Regions from separate parts of the Mus musculus genome. Here region 1 is linked to region 2. Evidence: chromatin loops called from intact Hi-C (ENCODE). Cell type or tissue: left cerebral cortex. All regions are shown on one strand. Links, peaks and the distances in the headings refer to the core of each region. The heading gives the core; the rest is flanking DNA.

The links. A loop is a pair of places that touch in the nucleus more often than their neighbours do. Peaks named below come from ENCODE experiments on the same cell type or tissue, not always from the same donor. Only the 100,000 strongest peaks of a DNase experiment are listed, where the experiment ranks them.
Region 1: it touches region 2 in a loop (4-fold over the local background); 11 of 42 quality-filtered maps call a loop at or near these places.

Annotation. Positions count from the first base shown.
Region 1 is chr17:34,406,460-34,414,794 of GRCm38, reverse strand. The region is part of intron 1 of BC051142 (cDNA sequence BC051142); the gene reads right to left. Among named protein-coding and RNA genes, the nearest start is that of BC051142, 12 kb to the right of the region's middle. In left cerebral cortex, for the core only: a CTCF peak has its summit at 3,454 (motif pointing right); a DNase peak (open chromatin) is centred at 3,485.
Region 2 is chr17:34,246,562-34,254,896 of GRCm38, reverse strand. Gm20506 (a long non-coding RNA gene) reads right to left here and starts at 7,562. Exons shown (of 5, transcript XR_003952412.1): 1 at 5,290-7,562; 2 at 4,510-4,670. In left cerebral cortex, for the core only: CTCF peaks have their summits at 3,118 (motif pointing left), 4,828 (motif pointing left) and 7,651 (motif pointing left); DNase peaks (open chromatin) are centred at 3,537 and 4,825.

The DNA.
Region 1 (8,335 bases), core at 121-8,120, 160 kb before region 2:
ATTCGAGGGGAAAACCTGGCCCTGTAAGATCCTATGAGAAACAAAGAACCTTGTGGTGTGGTTATGGTAATTATTTCTAGAACATGATACCAAAACAGGGTTCTCTGTAGCAGATATATAGATATAGATATAGATATAGATATAGGTATAGGTATAGGTATAGGTATAGATATAGGTATAGATATAGAGATAGATAGATAGATAGATAGATAGATAGATAGATAGATAGATATAGGTGTGTGTGTGTGTGTGTGTGTGTGTGTGTGTGTGTGCGCCTTAGGGTTTTATTGCTGTGGAGAGACACCATGATCAAGGCAACTCTTATAAAAGAAAACATTTAACTGGGGCTGGCTTATTATTTCAGAGGTTTAGTTCATTATCATCCCTGTGGGGAGCATGGTAGCCTGCAGGCAGACATGGTGCTGGAGAAGGAGCTTAGTGTTTTACATCTTGACCCACAGACAGCCAGGAGGAGATTGTAGTTCTACAATGGGCAGAGCTTAAGCCTAGGAGACCCTCAAAGCTTACCCCCACAGTGATACATTTTCTTCAACAAGGTCACACCTACTTCAACAAGGCTAAACCTCCTAGTAGTGCCATTCCTGGTAGGTCAAGCATTCAAACACATGAGTCTATGGGGGGCAAATCTATTCAAACCATCACAATATGTACACACGCACGCACACACACACCCCACACTCATTTTTTTCCCTACCAAACTACCTGTGGAGGGACTGGGCACAGTGGGAAGTGGGCTGAAGGAATGAGGGGAAAGGTTGAAAACTATCAATCAGACAAGAGTTGCTATTCAAAATATATAAGCAATATGTACAGCCCAGAAACCAGATAACAGATAACTTGATTAAAATTGTTCAAAGACTTAATGGACATCTTTCCAAAGAACACATCAAGCACATAGTGCCAGTGTTGCCAGGAGAGTGTGAACCTATGCCATGGTGTTCCAGTTTCTCTTGTGCAGTTACACTGGGGTGGATTACTGGGTTTTAGTCTATGATTTATATGATTCAATTTAGTCAGTACAGATGAACAAAGCTCACAAGCAGGTGGGGTGATGGCCCTGGTAATCAGGAGCAATGGGCAGGGAAGGAACCTGGTAGATACATTTAGAGTCATTTTGGAAATTTGATTTTAATTTTTTAAAAGAGTGTTTTATAAGTTATTTTAACTTTGCATGTGTATGAGTATACATGTGTGTATGTGCATATGTATGTATGACATATTTCTCCTACTAAACTACTATGTCCTAATATCACCTGATTGTTATTTCTCTACCATTGTTTAAAATCTCTTGCTCCTAATCTGGATATGGTGGTGTATGCCTGTTTTCTTAGAAGTTGCAAGACTGGCTCAGAAGAATTACAAGTTTGGGGCCAGCCTGGGGTAATATGGAGTTTGAGGCCTTAATGGGGACTTTGTGGTGGCCTTGGTCCTGTGGTCCCTAGGTGGTGACTGGGTAAGGTCTCTTTGTGGTGTCCTTTACCCCTGCAACAAGCATCTTCTTGGGCCGCAGTGGGCAGTGCATCTCATGGAGTCTGGATGGAAACCTTCATGGCTGGTAGCCCTTGCTCTTGGTGCACCTGCAGAATTAGCAGTGCATTGAGGCCTCCAAAGTTAACATATGTGCCCTCTGGACTGGTTGTTGAGCCACACCTGAACCTCTTTGTGCAGTGGCCTGGGAAGGCAGGATACCTCATGCTGGGAGAAAATGAAGCATCCAGTGTGTAGCTTCTATGGTCAGGGTTTCTAAGTTAAACAGTTCAGTGACTTAACTCTTTCATTTCCTTTTCTTCTGAGTCTAGTCATATGTGTATGTATATGAATGAGTATATCTATGCGTACACACAACTGAAGCCGATGCATAAAAACTGATACATGCATCAGAATCTATCAATGTCTGTATCTATATCATTTCAGTTGCTAAGTAGATAAAACTTTCAGTCCTTTCCTTTACCCATTCATCCATCAATAGGCATCCTGCCTGACTGTACAGTTAGCTATGAGGAATTGTGCTATGATAAATATGGAAGCAGGGAGAAGCCCTGAATCCCACCTGCACTGTAAGAACATAGAATGACAGTGTACAGTAACCATCAATAAAGAGCATTCCAGGAACTCATTGGCAGGACGCTTCTAGCCTGTGGAAGACCCTATATTCAATCCCTGCTGCCTGAAAACAAGAAAACACACACCACAAAAATCCCCAGAGGGTCCAAGATTCCACCAAAAAGCATCCAGGTTCTAGGCATCATCTTGGAACCAAGCCTTCAAGGCCCAGAGAGCCCCATGACCACTGAGCCTTCAGAGACCAGTTGCTCCCTGGTCAAACAGCAGCACATGGGACTACTAGAGCCACATACAACATGAAGATATGCTGTGCTTTGCTGTACATGTACCCTCACGTCATGCCACACCTGCCAGTGCTACCTGACACACCTCAGCTCAAGCCAGAAGCTATCCTTTGCTGTGCCTGTAGTGCTTTCGATGTATTGACAGTTTTCCTCTTCTATGGAACAAGGTGCTGTGACTGGCAGATTTAAGTTAAAGACTTAGTATTTCCCAGAGCAGCTCTCCTGCCAGGTGGGGCCAAATCAGAGCATCTTTGGATTGTGTTGTATTGGACAAATACATATCTCATTAGCCTGCAAAATGGCTTTCACTTTCAGTTATTTATTTAAAGCATATTTTATTTTAAATTATGTATATGAGTGTGTGCCAGTGGCGAAGTCTGCATGTTGGTATGTGTGCATGAGTGCAGGTACCCATGCAAGTCAGAAGTAATCTTCCTGGAGTTGGAGTTATAGGTGTTGTGAGCTATTGCTAGCCAACCTCAGGTCCTCTGCAAGATCAGCAAGTGCTCTTAGCCATCTCTCCACCCTGCATCCTTCTTAATATATGGCAATAAAAAAAATATATACACACACACACACACACACACACATATATATATATATATATATATTTCAAATAATTGTTTTACAAGAAAGTTCTTTATCATCTGTGAGCATTTGATTTGCATGCCAATCACGTGTCCCTATCTTCCTGGGTCAGGCAACACTAAAATTCCACGGGACAGTATTGTTATTGTTATAGGCTGACATATTTAAGAGGTCCCACACATTCAACATACTGCTCTTTACCCTATATGTGCCACCTGAGCCCCTTCCTTCTGGGTGAACACCTCCTTCTCAGTTTTCTGCATTGAAACCTGATGGTGACAAATGATGTCTTCCTCTCTCTGAAGAGAAGGGGAGTTCTGCTCTGGCTTCTTTGAGAAGGCAGCAGTTAGCCCAACATTAGCCCTTCAAGGATAATCTGCCCCCATCTCCCACTCCCTCTGGAAGCCTGTGGCTTTATCAGTGCTCGGAGTTGGCCTCTGCCACACAGCTTCGCTCTAAAATGAAAATTGATGTGTTATCCACAGGTATCCACCAGGGGGCACTCACCTCCCATCAGACAGTGAGCGTGTGTAGGTGGGGCACGCATGCTGCCAGCTTCATGTAGGCACATAGCTGCTAACGGGCACAAAACTGCCTTTGGGTTTAATGACTATTTCTTTCTATGGTTGTCAGAACATGACTTAGTTACTTCTGGTGTCTGAGATCTCTATCTGAGATTAGCTCCTCAATATTGGTGCTGTACGGGCTTACAAGGATATGATATTTGGAATGTCAGTACAACTCGAGGAGCGCACCTCCATCCGTACACACTCCGTGGATTGCTGGTTACACATTTAAGTTGATTTTACTTCTATAAAACATTGTTACTGTAAGGAAATGCTACTTATTTTGTGCTATTAGTTAGGAACATATTCATCAGCTGGGATAGGTTATCAGTGAATTGAATACCAAAAGGCTCTACTGCTTAGTTTTAATAAAATAAGAAACATTCCAGTCACAGGATTTACAGAATGGATTGTAAATATGTCTACTGGTCAGGTTGATTTCTATTATGTGCATGTGGTGTGTGTGTGTGTGAGTGTGTGTGTGTGCATGTGGTGTGTGTGTGTGTGTGTGAGAGAGAGAGAGAGAGAATGCAAAAGTGTGTGACAGTGTGCACATGTATATGTGTGTGCGTGTCACAGCCAGATGTCAATTAGGATGTCATTCCTCAGAAGCCATGTACCTTATTTGAGACAGGCTCTCTCACTGTGACATAGGGCTTGCTGGTTAGGCTGGTGTGCCTGGCCAGCAGGCCTCAGGGATCCACCTGCCTCAGCCTCTCCAGTGCTGGGATTATATTTGGGTGTCATGAGTCTAGCTTTTTATAGTGGTTCTGAAGATCAAGCTGAGGGCATCATGCTTGTGTTGTAAGCCCTTTCTCAACGGAGCCATCTCCCCAGCCTCAGATTGATCAGTTCTTATTCTGTCCACACCACATGCAACTGCATAATAGTAAGTTAGTGGAATATTGAAATGAATTTGAAGGAAAAAAATTTCCTACGGGGACCTTGTAGATCACAAGTCTGTGATTTTAGCTACTTCAGAGGGTAAGATGGGAGTATCACAAGTTCAAAGTTATCTGCCAAACAGTGAGTCCTGTAAAAGTAAAAAGAGATCTGGGCCTGTAGCTCAGTGGAAGTCACTTGCTCAGCATGCATGTGGTCTTAGGTTCAACCCCTAGTACTTTAATCTGCCCAGAGTTAGCTTGATCTTTAAAGGGGCCAGCTCTTTTGCCATGGTGCAGTTGACAGGAGATCTAGATGGGGAAAGAACTTAAACTCTTCCCCATGTATGATATTAATCTTCAGGGCTGAGAGAAGTTCCCTCTCTGAGCTTCCAGGGCAATTCTGATCTGACCTCAGACTGTTGTGCTAACAGATATAACACCAGTAAGTTGACTCAAATACTGCAGGAAGTAGAGCCTTGCCTCCAGCTGTAGCCTGCAGAGATGAACACATCTCCCAAGCAGCACACCAAGTCAGAGAACTGCTTCCAGTCCAAATCCAGCTCTGCCTGGTTCTCTACACTCCACACTCCTGAGACTCTGGCACTTAGGACTTCAGCTGAACCTTGGCAGGACCCCACCTTCTTCTCCCCAGGATGCTCAGTTTCTGCATCTTTGAGTGTCTCCCTTATGTGGTTTTTGAAGACCACAGAGACCTTCATCTGTTCTTCTAGGGGAGCCATTGAAATCAGCAACAGTTCAGGGTGTACGTGTTTCTGCTCGGATGGGAGGGTATCCTGGGACTGGGAAGCCCAGGAACCACACAGTTCTGCAAGAAAAGTTGTCCTAATAGAAGGGCATCCTGAGACACAGAGCCCAGGATCCACACAGCTCTGTGAGGAAGCCTCCTCAGCAGAGGCATTGACGCTCCCAGGGGAGGGGATCCCCAGCTGAGCTCAGGAGCCTCAGCCCCGCTCCTTCTCTTCTCTTCATTGCTTCCTTTCTTCTTGGCTTCAGTTCTGATGAGAGAGTCACACCAGGCAGTAAATCTCATAAAGAGATTTATTGGAGGGTCCAGGGTGTGGAAGGACAAATTCAGGGATGACTGTCCTCTGTTCCTGGGAGCAGGGAACTGAACAAACAGCAAGGCTTATATAGGATTTCTGAGGGGTGGAGCTCCTCAGGGCAGAGACTTCCAGGTTGAGGATTGGTGAGATTTCAAGTCCTGAGCTTGCTGGGAGGTGGGGTGGACTCAGGGATTGGTGGGGTTTTGTGGGGAGCTTGGGGCAAGTTTGGCCATAGCTCTGAGGATATAAATTTGGTGTTACAAGTCTCCGGCTCTGTAGCTAAGGATCAATAATCCCAGTAATCCTGTAATTACAACTGGTTAAAAGTCTAGAAACCTTTTGTATTTGTTGTTGGATAAGATTAGATAAGAAGTTTGTAAGGCAGGATATAATTTGCAGGATTAAGAAAAGGAGGAGAAGGGGGTGAGGAAGGGTAGTGTCTAATTCTATACGGGACTGTGAATGATTCACTGGCCAGATACATGGAATGGTTTCTTATGATTTTTTGGAAATCTGTTTGGAGTGTTAGATCTTATCTTTTACTATACTCAATTGGGTAACATAAGGGCAACACTTCTCCCCAAGGAAGAGACAGAGATCACCTCTATCTGTTATTAGTAAATCTAGCTGATATGCAGAGGTTAAGTTCTGGGGGAAAAAAAAAAAGGATGGTGGGATCAATATCACCTAAAGGGGTGTGTTATTAGGGATAAGAGGACCTTTGAGGAGCTTTGGACCACTTCTTTTTACCCTATCTATCTATAGGGTTGAGAGTGGAATGTGTACCCTCTATAGTTAGAGTGTGCCTTAATGGGCGACTGTGGTAAATGCTAGCTAGTCAGGTTTACCAATGACCCTCATCTCCCATCTGGGATAACATGGATCCTTAATTAGAATATAAAAGATTTTTTGATCATTTGTTTGTACAGTGATAAAAGTTGTCATCATTGAAAATTGAGGATGCTAATATCAGCCGGAGACAAGATCACAGAGGCCCAGAAGGGCTTAAGGAAGCTGTGGGCTTATTAGGCAGCTCCTAGGAAACAGGAAAGGCCCTAGTAGAGGGAGAGGAGCAAATTCTTTAGTAACTTGAGAGTTGCCCACATGGTGAGGCTCTGGAGATCAAAGTAAGCTCCAGGAGCCAGAAAAAGCCATCTCTTTACTGAGTAGGCAAGGAGAGACAAATAGTTAGAGAAGGTTGGGGGAAGAAGCTGCTGGAGAGGCAGACTCTAGAATTTGGAGCCAAATATGAAAGTAGCAGGAGCCAGCAGAAGCAAATGATTTGTTTATACTTTAAGAGAGTCACGTCAGTAACTTGAGTCAGTTTGTAATGATGAAAAATGGACACGGCTGAAAGGTAAGTGTAGCATCCCTATCCCTCCATTTCAGTGACATGAAGAAGAAAATTAAGTCTGAAAGATATAAAGCTGGAGCCTGGAGGAGGGTCTGTTGATGTCTATGAAAGGGCTTGGTAATGGGCACAAGTAGGAATTCATGGGAGGGGACATGGGCTGCCTCATATAAGAGTGAGAAGAGAGAAAGAGGGAACCCAAGAGTGTAAGAAGCAAGCTATCCCCAGGAGTGATAGAATTTTGTCCTTGGTGGTAGGGACTCTGGGTAACCAAATTAGATGTTTTCTATTTAGGGTAATGGCTTTGTAAGAGTTATATCTAGTCCCAGATAAGTAAGCTGAGGGGTGGAGAAGTGGACTTTAGAGAGTGAGACCCTATGTCCCTGGCTGGGCAGAGAGGTGTGTCTCCCTGGCTGATTTGCAGGGATGGACTATGAAGGAGAAGGTCATCTATGTATTAGATTTAGGAAGTGACAAAGAAAGTAGGTCAGAGATAAGAACCTGACCAAATAAATATGGGCTTTCCCAGAGGCCCCAGTGTAGGACGATCTTAGTGAGTTGGGTAGAAATGTGCCTGTCTGGGTCAGTCCAGGTAAAGGCAAAGATGTTTCCTCATTGGAGGTCCAGAGGAATAGAAAAGGTATCCTTGAGATTTAGGACAGAGAAATGGGAGGTCTATGAGGGAATGATGAAGAGGAGAGTAGAATGGTTAGATATTAGAATGGTTAGATATAATGGTTAGAGTGCAGGGGAATTACTACTGAATTTGCAAGCCAGAGATCTTGAACCAAGTAATAGGTTCCATTATTTTTGTTTTGTTTTTTAAACTTCCAATATATGATATTAAAGGGGAATGAAGTCTGAGCCAGCGCCCTGAGCAGAACCTGGGCACAAACTCTGCAGCCAGTCCCACAGCACCCAGAAGAAGATCCACTCCCAGGGGGTCTAACACACCCAGGACCATAGGTTCAGAGGTGAGGAAGACACAACATCTGCCCCAACACCAGGAGTAACTGGGACCAGCAGGATCCAGGTTCCCAGGAACTCCACCCAACCAGTGGCACAGGTTCCTTCCATCTGAGCCAGCGCCCTGAGCAGAACCTGGGCACAAACTCTGCAGCCAGTCCCACAACATCCAGAAGAAGCTCCACACCCAGTCCCTCTAACACGCCCAGGACCACAGGATCCTTGGATCCCAGGTGCTTGGTCACACCAGGATCTCAGGGTTCTAGAGGCAGCTTGACTCCCAGGAGCTCTGACACACCCAGGATCTCAGAAAGGACAGGCTCCAGTCAGATATAACAAGGGCAGGTAGCACTAGAGATAATCAGATGGCGGGAGGCAAGCATAAGAACATAAGCAACAGAAACCAAAGCTACTTGGCATCATCAGAACCCAGATCTCCCACCATAGCAAGTCCTGGATACACCATCACACCAGAAAAGAAAGATTAATATCTAAAATCACTTTTCATGATGATGAGAGAGGACTTCCCTTTATACCTGAAATATTA
Region 2 (8,335 bases), core at 128-8,127:
TCCTCCATCTGTAGTGACTTCATGTGTGCCTTAAATACCTAGCAGACTCTGTCAGTGCAAGCACATGAACCAGAGCTGACTCTGTAGCAGTGCTTTAAGTACAAGTTCAACCTGTTAGAAACATGACCATGCTCTCTTAGTCTGTTATCTTGGGTGGCTGTGGCATCAGCCTTTTGTATTTTACAGACAGCATTTTCATTTCATTTGAGTGGTCTAATGCATAGAGAGATAAAGTTTTTCATAGACTGTTATACATACATCTCTGAGTGCTATATAATTATGTCCCCCTCTTGTTCTTGATATTACTGTGTTTGTCTTTTATCCTGGTGATTTTTGACACAGTCTAGAGGTCTTGAGATGATACAGTCTAAGGCTCTGGATTGGGTTCAATTCTCAGCCAGTTAAAGAATTATTTAAAAGGCAAGAAAAGTCTGACATGTAGCAGGGCAGCAGGGAAACCTCACGCACAGCACACAGAATCGGCAGGTAAAGGAAGGTGTTTATTGGGAGTGAGGAGACATACACACAGGGAGCACACAGAGAAAAAGACTCTGCAAAGCAGGGCATGGAGGACTGGGACACGCGGCAGAAGCTGAAAATCCAGGCTCGTCTTGACGGTGGGCTTTAAAGTTCTGGAGCATTTCCTGCTTTAGGCTGGTCAGTGCTCCAGGCTGGTCAGTGCTCCAGGCTGGTCAGTGCTCCAGGCTGGCCAGTGCTCCAGGCTGGCCAGTGCTCCAGGCTGGCCAGTGCTCCAGGCTGGTCAGTGCTCTAGGCTGGTCAGTGCTTTAGGGGTGGTCAGTGCTCCAGGCTGGCCAGTGCTCCAGGCTGGCCAGTGCTCCAGGCTGGTCAGTGCTCCAGGCTGGTCAGTGCTCCAGGCTGGTCAGTGCTCCAGGCTGGTCAGTGCTCCAGGCTGGTCAGTGCTCTAGGCTGGTCAGTGCTTTAGGGGTGGTCAGTTTGAAGACAGACAGGCTGGTTGATTGGTCCACAACTCTCATGTGACATGTCCCGGTCCAGCCTTGAACTTGGTTAGCCGCTCCATCATCCGGGACCTACTCTGAGACAAAAGCTCAGACCCTCAAGACCAAGGAAGAAGCTGGCCATCATGAAAATCCCCACCTTTATTCCCTAGCTTGGCCCCTTCCCCTGTCTGTCTAATGCCTTGTCTTTCAGTCTCACCAGAGGTCACAAACCTTATGGACAGTTCCTCTGATGTCTCTGGTTTCCATGCTTAATTATGCGCTGTTTGTTTTCCCTTTCTTCCATTCATTTGGTCTAAAATTAATATTACCTGTTCTAATTTCTAAAGATAAAATCTTTAGCCCATTAGCCTGAACCCTCTGTCCATGTCTGACCTGTGTACACTGTTGATGGAAACACTAACATACTGCATTTTATATCATTTGTGACTTTGGTTTGGTTTTGTTTGTTTTGTTTTTCAGGAAAGGGTTTCTCTGTGTAGCCCTAGCTGTCCTGGAACTCACTCTGTAGACCAGGCTGGCCTCGAACTCAGAGATCCTCCTGCCTGTATCTCCCAAGTGCTGGGATTGAAGGCATGCGCCACCACTTTTACATTCCTCTACTGATTTCTCCTATGCCTTATTCAAAAGAAGTACGGGTTTTCACTTACAAATATTTTGCATTCATTTCTAATTTAATTTCAGTTTTGAGCAAAAATAAAATCCTAGGTTGCTTTCCTTCATTGTAATAAAACTCTGGCCAAAACCAACTCAGGAAGAAAAGGATTTATTTCACTTCCCAGACTGGAATCCATCATGAAGGAAGTCAGGGCAGGAACTCAAGGCAGGAACCTGAAGGCAAGAACTGAAGCAGAGGCCATGGAGGAACTCTGCGTCCTGGCTTGCTTCTGGTGACTTGCTCAGCCTGCTGTCTTATGGAACCCAGGACAACCTACATTCGTGACCCCACCCACAATGGGTTGGGTCCCAGGACCACCTACCCTTGTGGCCCCACTCACAATTGGCCCACTCTTCCATTAATCAGAATTCCTCAACTGAGTTGTTTGCATCCCAGGTGACTTCAATTTGGGTCAAGTTGACAAAAAAACTCACCAGCACAGAAAACTGTGTGATTTGAATTCTTTCAAGTTCATCAACTCTTAGATATCACTCCCCCGCCAAATAAATAAATAAATAAAAAGATAAAATAAAAAACATTTGACATAATTCAGGCTTCATTCATGTAAAAATTACCCAATAAAACGGGAGTGTAGACCTTTTTCTTAACACTAAATGTAGGAAGGGCTCTTGCTTTCATTAAACAATGCATCTATCATTTAATTTTTAAGCTTGATCCATGCATCCTCAGGATTTTAAAATATAAATGATAAAATATCAGGTTTGCTAATGTATCAAGAATACATTTGACAAAGAACTACAAAAGCCTTATGCGGAAAGGGAGTGACCGAGTGACAGCCCGGAGGTGTTTGTTTTTATAAAGTTGTTTGTGTGTTTGCTCGACTTATTATCTCACATGTATGAATGTTTGGCTCCATGTATGTCTGTGCTTGGGGAGTCCAGAAGATCTCCTGGGACTGGAGTTACAGTAGTTTGTGGGCCACCACGTAGAGCTGGGAAGTGAACCCAGGTTCTCAGCAAACACAAGAGTCCTAGGCCATCTTTTCAGCCCTTTCTCAGGCTTCAGTTTTGTTTTGTTTTGTTTTGTTTTGTTTTTCAAGACAGGGTTTCTCTGTATAGCCCTGGCTGTCCTGGAACTCACACTGTAGACCAGGCTGGCCTCGAACTCAGAAATCCACCTGCCTCTGCCTCCCAAGTGCTGGGTGCACCACCACCGCCCGGCTTCCCGCCCCCCCCCCCTCAGTTTTAAGGATGTAACTTTACTCTGTGCTGTCACGCTGAAGCAGACTCAAGCTCCTCCATCTCACGCTTCTTTGCTTCTCTGGCATCCCAAACCTCCTCCCTGGTGGGAAGCATCTCCCACTGAACCCTGAGGGAGCACTGAGTGAAATGAGAGGCACTTGGCCTCCACCCTCTGGATAGGATCGCTGGCCTTTCCCAGTCCAGACCTGTGACCCAGGGACAGGACTCCAACCCTTCCCCTGACTGCAGAAAGTTCTCTGTGGCCACCTGCTGGTGTGTGTCCCACCTCACACTCAAAGCTGTACTGTCCTGGGGCAATGCACTTTGTCAAAGCTGGACATGAAAACAAAGACCGTGTGCCTCTGACCCTGTGGCAGTGAGGATTCTAAGGTTAGGAAAGTATCTCACTGGGGTCTCTGTCCTCCATGCCTACCTTCCACAGCTTCTGTTCAGAGTGTTATCTCTGTCTCATCCCTTCTGTCTCCCCATGAAAATATAACATCTACTAAACACCCACAATTTTGTTTTCTCTTTCTTTATTTTCCCCCCCTCAGAACCTGATTTCTCTTGGCTGTCTTGGAATTTGCTCTGTAGATCAGGCTAATTTCAAACTTATAAATATGCCTGCCTCTACCTAAAATTGGCAAGAATTAAAGACAAGCTCCACCAAGGCCTGCTAGCGTTTTGCTGTTCTTTGCTTCTTCACCCACCCATGCCCCAGCTGTGAATGTGGCTCAGCTCTACCCAGAGCTTGCCTAGGCAGAGCACACACACAAGGCCTGGAGTTTGATCCCTGTGCTGGTTAATTTTGTGTTGACTTGACACAGGCTGGAGTCATCTGAGAGGAGAGAACCTCAAGTTATGAAATGCCTTCCTAAGATCTGGCTGTAAGGCATTTTCCTACTTAGTAATTGATGGGAGATGGCCCAGCTCATTGTGGGGTCACCCTGGCTGGTGGTCATGGGGTCTATAAGAAAGCAATCTGAGCAAGCCTTAAGGAGAAAGCCAGTAAGCAGCACTCCTCCATGGCCTCTGCATCAGCTCCTTCTTCCAGGTCCCTGCACTGTTTGGATTCCTGTCCCGATTTCCTTTGATGAACAGTGATGTAGAAGGGCCTGCTAAATAAACCTTTTTCTCCCCAAATTGCTTGGTCATGGTGTTTCACTATAGCAACACTAACCCTAACTAAGACAATGCCCACCACTGGGGGATGGGGGTATGGAAACAGTATTTCTAAAGAAAGCAAACTTTCTAACTGTAACTGAGGAAAGGAAACAACAGGAGCTATCAACTCGTCATCTCCCAGGGAGAGGAAGAAAACAGATGAAGCTGACATCTGCAGACAGGCAAGCTTCCTCACATGAAGAAAGACAGCTCAGAAGCAGACCTGAGATTCCCCAGAGCAGAACCAAGCCCACCCAGGAGTAGAAGAAGGAGACCTGGCTGAACTGTGCCATGTGGAGGGAGGGCTGGACTCTGCCTGTCAGGCTTGTGACCTTGAAAGGGTGGTGTGTCCCAGGTTCTTGAAACCCAGTGGAGGGATATTTTGTTCCACAGTCATTGTCCTAACTGTTTGGTGACGGTTTGCAATGCCCTTTAGTGTGGAAATACACTTTGTTACATCAACCATTTGCAACTTAGTTTTCACTTACAATTCTGTCATTTTCTTTACCTCTGACTTCAGTTAGCCCTCATTGTGCATCTTCTTGTTTCCTCTCCATTTAATTGCTGGGTTCCTATGTCTTTCTTAATTTGGATTTTCCTTCATGTGGTAAATGCATGATTCACTCGGTCCTCACAGCTGTTGCCCTGGCTCTTGTCCTGGTCCTTAGTCTGGAGACAATATTTGCTAGTTAATATCAGTTTTGAGGACCACATCTGCAGCTTTGTGTTAGTTTGTTTCTATTTTCTGCTCCTACCCAGGGCAGGTGAGCGCATCAGGATGAGAACCTTGAAGACTGTCTGGATTTCTAAGCTCAAAGTCGCCCTCTAGTGTTAACACAGCACAGCGCTGTTTCATTAACAATGTGGTTATGAAGTTGATGTCTGATTTTATGACTCCTGTTTCTGGAAATAATAAATTTTCCCCACTTCCTTTTTCTCATTAAAACCATGATATTTGGAGTTTCCACCATTGAAGCAATTGCTTCACTCCCTACATTAATGCTTCCCTAAGACCTTCCCCTCCAATTCCCTCATCAGACCCCTCAGCAACAGTGGAATACAGTGCACCTGTGTGGAAGGCCACAGACTACTTCCATAATGACTTCACTCAGAACAGAATGTATATATGTGTGTGTGTGTACGTGTATGTGTATATGTGTATGTGTGTGTGTGTGTGTGTGTGTGTGTGTGTGTGTGTGTGTATGTGTATATGAGGGGAGGACAGCTCTGGCTGTCCTGGGATTCACCACGTAGACTAAGCTGTTCTCAGACTCACAGATCCATTTACCTGCCTTTGCCTCCCAGATTCTGGGATTAAAACTGTGCAGAGCACAACAGGCTGGAAGGTTATTTTTGCAAAGGTGATTTTCTTTGCCCATTGGTCTCAGGACCCCCCAGTCTCTTCTCCAGTCAGATTCTATCACAGATCCGTGTGGCTTTGCTGGGGTTGAGTATCTCTCATCTTGGGGATATGTTGTTAAACATCAGCATATTCTGCCACCTCCACTGTCCTCAGAACATAAGCCCTGAGAGTGCAGAGGAACTGATAACAAGGTTAGGTGAACAACAAGTCAAAATCATCAAAATCTGGTTAAAATAGTCCTTAATGAGAAATTAGTTCCTATAAATGTATATATTGTTACAGGAGAGGTATTTAGAATAGTAATGCATCCTTTTGCTATGAGATCATTAAAAAATTAAGTGAATTAAACTTAAGGAAGACACAAGAAGATAAAAAGAAGTATTAAAAATTAGAGCAGATATCATTTTAAAGGAAAACTGACAAATAGAAAAATAAGAGTTTAAACTAGAGGTGGTTCTTTGAAGAGAATAATAAACATTATAAACCCCTATGACATAAGAAGGAAGCAAATGCTACCAGTGAGAAAGAGGAAGGCGGTCAGCCATCGCAGTCACTCAGACACCAGGTGGCTAAGATGGGTTACAACACTTTGATGCCAACAACTAAACAGGAAATGGAGACAGAAATGAAGCCCTGGACAGCTGTGGTCAAATAAGGCCATAGACTATTCTCAAAGCCACATGAGACTATACAAAAAATAGCATGCTTCTGTGACACAGGAGATTTCCTTCTTAGACAGCAGGATCTCTATGAGTTCCAGGACAGCCAGGGCTACGTGTTTCAGAAAGAGAGAAAGACAGAAACAGAGACAGAGCCAGAGAGACGGAGACAGAGAGAGGGAGGTGCAGGAATATTGAGATATGGCTACAGTAGCTCAGTTCAGATCATTTCCTTGTGATTTTCAAATTAATTGAGAGAAGAACGGGATGGTCCAGGCTACATATTTGCTTGTCTGTGGTTGTAGATTGACCTTTCCAGAAGCATCTTGCAGATTGACTGACTGGTGAGTACTTCATGGTTGTGGTCATTTCTATGCCAAAGATCATCTTCACCATCTTTAGTCTCCTATACATGACAGAAGATAAGCATAAAAAATAAATTGTATTTCTGTATACCAACAATGAACACACAGTGCCTTTCTGGCTATGGTGACCTTCCTGCAAGAATATGCCCCTTGCAACAGATCTCCTTGTAGCTTTCCAGAGGGGAGGAAAGATGAGACACTATCCTCTGTCTGCCCACAGACAATAGCAAGCTTACAGTGTAGCAGGAACGGCAGGGTGGCCTCTATGTAAACACTGGAGGCCGTGCCACTGCAAAAGCATCTCCTGCAGGAGGACCTAATTGAGGACTGCTGAGAGAGCAAGGATTGCTGGTGTAAACAATGCCAGCCAATCAGGAACTGCTGTTTAGAATAGATACTTTCCTGGAAACAATGGGGGCGAGAGTGGAGGGTATTAACAGAGCTTACAGCATTGCTCAGAGGAGCTTGCTGCAGAATTTCTCACCTGCTCCCAGAGTCTGTGTCATTGACTCTGTGCCAGCTCACCCCCGACCCACAAGAGAAGGTAGGGTCGGGCAGAGAGCTATCCAGGGCACAGGCAACATTACAGGAGGGTAATCCTCTGAGTGATGGCACAGGACAGTGAGTCCAGCTACTTGGGAGACTGGGGAAGGAAGATCCCAAGTTCAAGGCCAACTGAGGTGCAAAAAGACACTGAGGCCTCGGTAGTCAACTTAGTGAGACCCTACTTCAAATTTTAAACCAAATAAAATGGCCAGGAGGGCTTGGGATGTAGCTCAGGGTTGGAACATGGGCATTCATAAGGTCCTTTGATTCCATTCGGCACTGAGAGGAAAAGTTTAGGAAACTGCTAGGCCATGGTGACACACACCTTCAATCCCCACATTCAGGAGGCAGAGGCCGGTGGATCTCTGCATTTGAAGCCATCCTGGTCTAGAAAGCAGTTCAAGCAGGCTGAATGACAGCCAAGGCTCTAAAGAGAAATCCTGGCTAGAGAAACCCAAACCAGGAGCAGGGAAGAAAAAGAAAAAATGCAGGAAATCATACTGATGTCTTTTAGATACTTTTGTCAATCAGTTCCAGAAATGAAATATTTGGGCATGGGTCTATGAGAGCACAGTAAATAAGTCAAAGGGACTGGAGAGATGGATCAGTGGTTAAGAGCCCTCTCTGCTCTTCCACAGAACTCAGGTTCAATTCCAGAACCCATATGGTGGCTCCCAATGAGCTATAACTCTAGTTCCAGGTCCCTGTCACCCTCTTCTGACCACTACAGGCATTACACAGACACAGTACACAGACATTCATGCAGGCAAAACCCTCACAAACAAAATAAAATGAGTAAATCTAACCGTTAAACAAAACCACAAATGAATGCAGATACATGTTGCTTGTAAGCGAGGCCCGTTAGGACAGTAAAGAAAGGCACTCAGCAAACATCACCATTGCCACTAACAGGGCAGGAACATGGAATGGCTAACACTCTCTTGAAAAAGAATGAAGAGACCGGAATCAATCTGCCAATTTTAAGACATGTCAAAATGAAGATGAGCGACACTGGCCAAGTAATAAGGCCAAAACAAAAAGTTCAGAAGCAGGCCAATGAGTAATGTTTAATATTTTGGTTTTTATCGTGTTTATTGTGCATGTTTACACATGAACACCTGTAGGGGCATATGTATGCTGTGTCGGAGGCCAGAATACTTGTGGGAGACAGGTCTCTCCTTCCACTCTTTGGGTCCCTGGGATCAAATTCAAGTGTCCAGGCTTTACCTACTAAGCCATCCTGCAGCCCCTAAATTCATTTTGATAAAAAATGTAAAAGTAGCCAGGCAGTGGTGGTACACACCTTTAATCCCAGCACTTGGGAGGCAGAGGCAGGCAGATTTCTGAGTTCGAGGCCAGCCTGGCCTACAGAGTGAGTTCCAGGACAGCCAGGGCTACACA